2 separate regions of the Homo sapiens genome follow, and region 1 is linked to region 2. Evidence: chromatin loops called from intact Hi-C (ENCODE). Cell type or tissue: gastrocnemius medialis. All regions are shown on one strand. Links, peaks and the distances in the headings refer to the core of each region. The heading gives the core; the rest is flanking DNA. Region 1 has its middle 200 kb from the start of LINC00583. Region 2 has its middle 180 kb from the start of LINC01235.

What was found. Peaks named below come from ENCODE experiments on the same cell type or tissue, not always from the same donor. Only the 100,000 strongest peaks of a DNase experiment are listed, where the experiment ranks them.
Region 1: a loop joins it to region 2, with 2.9 times the contacts of the local background. A loop is called at or near these places in 1 of 110 quality-filtered maps.

What each region holds. Positions count from the first base shown.
Region 1 is chr9:13,728,099-13,731,015 of GRCh38, forward strand. No RefSeq gene overlaps it. Among named protein-coding and RNA genes, the nearest start is that of LINC00583, 200 kb to the right of the region's middle. In gastrocnemius medialis, for the core only: no CTCF peak of the experiment used is centred there; DNase peaks (open chromatin) are centred at 253 and 1,163; H3K27ac peaks cover 1,784 bases.
Region 2 is chr9:13,606,974-13,609,890 of GRCh38, forward strand. No RefSeq gene overlaps it. Among named protein-coding and RNA genes, the nearest start is that of LINC01235, 180 kb to the left of the region's middle. In gastrocnemius medialis, for the core only: no CTCF peak of the experiment used is centred there; a DNase peak (open chromatin) is centred at 1,408; H3K4me3 peaks cover 1,497 bases; H3K27ac peaks cover 1,781 bases.

The sequences.
Region 1 (2,917 bases), core at 188-2,687, 120 kb after region 2:
AGGGCTAAATGAGCTAAGGGCACAGAAAAGCTCAAAGTGGCTTGTGTAACCAAAGAACAGCTACTCCTTCTCATTTGCCTCATTCAGGGGATGAATTGCTCCTTCTCTTCCTCTTCATCCCCCACATCCTAAACACATTTCCTGAAAGACCTTCTGGTTAAGTTCTCATCCCCTTGGCAAGGCAACTTGTCTGCTGAGCCAGTCAGCTGTCTCATTGAGATTCACTGCCAGGTGGACAGCTTTGATGGCAAGGAGGTGGCGTTCCGCCCAGTTAAGCAGCTTTCAAGCCTCAAGCCATAAAGATGAGCTCCTGGCCCTCCTTCCTCCAGGAGGATACTGCAGACATATTGCCTGCCCTTGGAAGGATGGCTTTCCTGTGGTGCAAATTATTGAGCTGTGCAGAACACCTTACTTACTGCTCTCTCCTCAGAGCACTTGAGACACAGACCTTGTCCAGTTTCTTGTGTCAGCTTTTTTTCCCGTGAAAGGTGCTGTTCAAGTAATTAGCTCGAGTTGGAAGCAAGCAGTAAGTTAGGGGCATATGTGTTTTTTTTTTTCAGCTGAGGCTGATCTTTGCATATACACCAGGGGAAAAAATCCTATGCTGTAAGATATGTACAAAATAAAAGAGCCCATGTTTCTGAATGAACATTTCTTTTTTCAATAGTCCTTGCACACCTTTTCAGCTAGATAAACCAATAGCTTTACACCTTGAGCAATGATGCTGTTTTCTAGCCCATTTTATAGACGTGAATATTAAGAACAAAAGATGGCCACAGACTTGAATATGACATTTTAAAAACGAACAGAATATTTTACATATTTTTATCAGAAAGGTATATGTGTCCATTAAAAATACAGGTGGGGGGAAACAAAAATCTCCTATTAAGACAGCAAGTAGAGAAAATTGTCATGGAGGAAACCTGTTTAGAAAACTCACCAGTAAAGAATGGGCAGTTGGAATTTTGTGAGGAGCACTTGCTGGGAGTGGGCTATGCTGTTGTTTTCACCGATTCACTGCCTCTCAGAAAGGGAGGCAGAGAGGAGCTGCCTCTCCCCTTGTGCATGTGAGAGAGGGTGTCAAGGAAACTCTGGGTCTTGCTATGCTTACGCAGGAGTTTGGTGAGCAGAATGTGCCAATGTCCAACATCCACCTGGAAAATCTAAAGGCAGAGATGAGTCATCCAGCTGGTTAGCTAGTGAAGCAAAAAAAGAACTGTTGCCACACTGGGGTGAGCTGCTTGCCTAGAGTGTGTCAAGCTGAAATGTGCGTGAATATTTACTGCAGGACATCAGGGTGGAGGTGGAGGATTAAGCCAAATGTGAAACATTTCAAATCCTGCTCAACAGGATACCCTTAAAAAGGGCTGGACAGGGGACTCAGATAGAGACACTCCACGTGGAAGACCACAGGAAAAGAAAGTGGAGTACAGCTGGAGTAAAATGAATTGTCTGCATCATGGGATGTTCCATCACATTTTGGCTTTGTAAAGAAACAAAACACACATGTACCCAACAATGAGTCAATCTGCCAAGGCCAGAAGTTGTGAAGCCATCTTTTGAAAGCACCAGTTTGCGTAAGAATGTTTCTGTCCTTCTTTGCCATCTTTCCTGTCCTCTATGCAATTTTTTCTATTCTCCTCAGGGTTAGCCAAATAGAGAAGAAAGGGTGGACGTCAACAGTGGGGAAAGAGGAAAGAAAGGCTACGTGCCACCACTCCCAATGTTGGTTGCAGGCAGTTTGATTATAGTTGCTCCTAGCAGGCCAGCTGAATGAGGAATGGCGAATCCTTATGTTTAAGACTGAAGTGTTGGCTAACATATTAGATGGGCTGTTTTTGAAGAAACACTGTGTATTGCAACCAACATCACTGTAAGATTTTGGTCTAATAATCAAAGTTGTCATAATATTCCAGGGGTAAGGAAAAAATCGAATAAATATTAAAAGGATAGTAAGAGATGTAAAAGAGAGTCATATAGACTCTGTCACAGCTGCACAGCTGCTGTAGTAGCTCAAAAAACAGCCATGACAGTATGTAAATGATGGGTGTGGCTGTTCTCCCATAAAATTTGCAGGCTACCGTGGCCCATGAGCTATAGCTTGCCAACTCCTGTTCTGCATCATCATTTTTAATGACTGCATAGAGTTCCATTCTGCAATTTTAACCAGATCCTATTTAATCATTACACTGCTGTTGGACATTTAAGTTGTTTCTAAAGTCTGCTACAAAAGGTGATGCTTGGATGCACATCTTTGTGCATAAAACTTGATGCCCATCTTATTTATTGTCTGTTCCTAACGTGCAACTTCTGGGACAGTTCCCATTTTAAGGGCTTTTGAACAATATTGCCAAATTGCCCTCAAGAAAAGTTGTAACAGTTTTCTTACTCACCAGTGGGGTGAGAGAGTGTCCATTTCCCTACAAGATAGACTACAAAGGGGAACCCGTTGCACATACATCTCACACATTTTAAAATAACGAAATGGAAGCTGGGCAGATTGTGTGCCTGAAGTGGTTTATTAGTTACAGTCTTGGTCCAGGAGATAGTGAGGCCCAACTGTCTCTGTTACATGATGCTGCTTCTAAGAGACACAGTGAGAACAGATGATTATCCACTTCTGAAATCTCTGGCTACTGTCTGGCATCACATTTTCTCGATTTTGTTTCCATGGGCTGCCGTGATTACAAGCAGAGTGAACCAGTGAACCAAACCGAGAGTGGGCACACACAGTAAATGATAACCCTATTCTAACCTTGTCGCACAGTGTGACCCTGGGCAAGACCCTGAACCTCAGCTGTGTGGCAGCTTCTCCGCAGAAAAATGTGACAGCACCCTCCGGGGAGAAAGAAACTAAATGATTACACTCCTTCCTACAAATATCAGATGTTCGTGAAAAGAGTTTTCTGACCCCATC
Region 2 (2,917 bases), core at 280-2,779:
ATATTTAAAAATAAAGTGATAGCATAGTGTAACTTTCTTTATTGGAATGAGGGAAAACCCACTAAAATATAAAGCTACTTCAAGCAGAAGAGTATTTTCATCTTATTGCTTTCTTAGTGACCACACCCATCTCATTTTCTTACCTGGCTCAGTACCAGGCCCAGAGGGAGAGGTTTTAAATTTTTATTTTTTTTAATTGAAAACGGATGCTGCACCTTGTTTTTCAAGCCTGCATTTTTCATCAGAAAGAAAAAAAAAAGAACACCTCGCCAAGTATTAGTTTGTTACCTATGCAACCACATAAAACCTAGGAATCAAAACTTGGCATTCAGCTTTATAGACAGTCACACTGGAAAAATCAAGAAAGTCCCAAATAAGTTTGTTGTCTTCCCAGGACATCTCATTTCAAATTGTGTGTCTGATTCTCTCATCCATCTTCTCTACAGAGTTTCTTTTGGCGTTATATTTCCTGTATTGTCAGAAACGAAGCTACATTTAAAAGGTTAAATCAAATAAACCCAGCTACAAAAGGGTTTATAAAATAATCATAGTTGTGAACAGCAAGGAAAGAGGACAACCACTAAAACCATAAAGGGAATCCTTCATGGATGGCCGTGCTTTAAAGTTCACATGAGCTATGTAACATTAGATGCTTTTAAAATTCAGAGGACAAAGTACAGGCATGTTTGTGCATTTCTCTTTCATTTGACAAGTTTTTTTTAGTTAGGTCTGGACCAGATACTCTCTGCTGCTTGCACATGTGTAATTGAGGAGTTTGCTTTGGTAATGTTTTCCACTTTCAAACTTGTGTACTATCAAGAGGTAAGAACAATCCCACCTCCTTCTAAACCCCAAAGTGACACCAAATTCCGGCTTGATCTCCTCAGTGTCAGAACCAGCATCCATTTGAAATATTGTCCAAGCAACTTACTGGTATCTTGGGAAGCTGTTAATCACAGACTGCCCTGCCTTCTGTGAAACTGACAGCATTTGGAAGGCTGCTGGGCACACTAAATTTAAAAGTAAATGTTTGGCAGCTTCAGCCGTCCTCAAGTTTGGCAAGGAGAGTATAATCAACAAAGGGGCATTACTTTTAATTGTATTTAAAAATATAAGTCCCTGCAGTATCCAGAGCTGTGTGCTCTGAGAGGCCCTTGTGCTGTTTGCCCCTTTGCACCAGGGGGGATGCAGTTTATACAAGCAGGCTTTGTTTTAATTAGTGCAGCAAGCAGCCTCCCTCCCCACCTCCTCCTTTCAATGCTTCCAGTTTACAATTGTCCATAACCCCCTCAGCTAAAAATTGTTACCAAGAAAAATTCCACAGAAACCAAAAGAAAAGGGCCAGCAGAGACTGTGCTTTTAAAGAGCTTTTCCAGACTGACTCGGCAGAGCTGTCTGCAGGGAGTGAGTCGCTGAGCTATTATTACTCCAATGGGTTTCAGCTCCGGGGATGTCCCCCAAGGTTAACAAGATAGTTCCGTTAAAAATAACATTAAATTCTTCTCCCTACCCCTTCCCCCAAAAGGGGAAAAACAACAACATGCCCACCTTTTAATAACATTAAGGATCTGGTTTAAAGTGACAAAAGCCAGAAAATTCTAATTTAAGGGGGTTAGAATTCTATCTCCAAGCCACGTCTTTGAGGACGAATAAAATCCAGACTTAATGAGGTGAGTTAAGGATAAAGTGCCAGCTTTAACCCAGCATTACAGAGCTTTTGTGCCTCCTGAGGCAGGCTCTTCTGAATGTTGAAGCAGTAGATAGCAAAAATTAGTGTTTAAAAGAGAAACAACTTAAGGTGGGATGAGAAGCACATTGTATGAAATCGTAGTCTTGGACAAACGTTGTTTTACGTTTAGCAAAGAAAAGCACTTGGTTCTTGCGCGCTGATCAAAACCTTTGTCATCTGATTAGTTGTGCGAAGGATTTTTTTGTGCTGCATCTTTTTCCTTTTGATTTTCAACATTGCACACACCCACAAATTCAAGTCTTCATTTTCATTGAAATCATGTTGAACAATCACTCCTTTTATTCTTTAATTAAAAAAAGAGATGCTCAGGAGGGAAGATTTTGTAAAGTATTTGAAATTCATGCTTTGTTGGACCACTGGATTATAAAAGCTGTGAAGGTGTCATTAGAGACTTCGCATAATCAGTGACTGGGTATAGATCAATATCACTCACTCATTTCCAGGACAGAGACTGGTTTGCGACCTGTGTTCACAGTTTCCTTCAAGGTATACAACCATGTGGAGAAAGGACTTCTCAAATTAGGATTTTAAACTGAAGTATTTTCAGGTTAAAATGTTTACAGTCTTAAACTACTTTGATTCCATTATATTTGTGCATATTTTTAAAATATAAAATTTAAGCGTTTTTGAGAAGAAATACTATGTACTCGTGTGATATCAAATAAGCCTCATTTATTCACTTGGAAAATGAATATAATTTTTAGGCAATTATCAGTGTAATTTTTTTCTCCCTATTAAAAAAGAAAATTTCTGTTTCTTGTTTGCCTCTTTCTAACTTGTTTGTTGTAAACATCTCAAACTGACCTTTTAAACTCTAATTTTATGCTGAAATGAATATTTCCATTACTCCCAACACTGATATATCCATGGAGCTAAAGGAAAAAAGCCCATTTCCTACATATTAGTTAGAGAAAATTAAAAAAAAAATCTATTTCTATCAGTGGGTGAGGGGACATCATGGTTTTTGCAACAACCATGTTTGGTAAAATATGATAACCAGAGTTCTCCAAAGCTGGATGTATATCCACAAGTAGCAAGCTGCTCCACTGTGGTCCTGTCATAAACAAAGTATTGTGCTGTGCTCTCTGGGCTCCAGTAGCGATTTGACTTAGAAATTTTGTATAACCTTGTTTTTCTCATGTGAAGATGATGGCACTAATCAAGGAT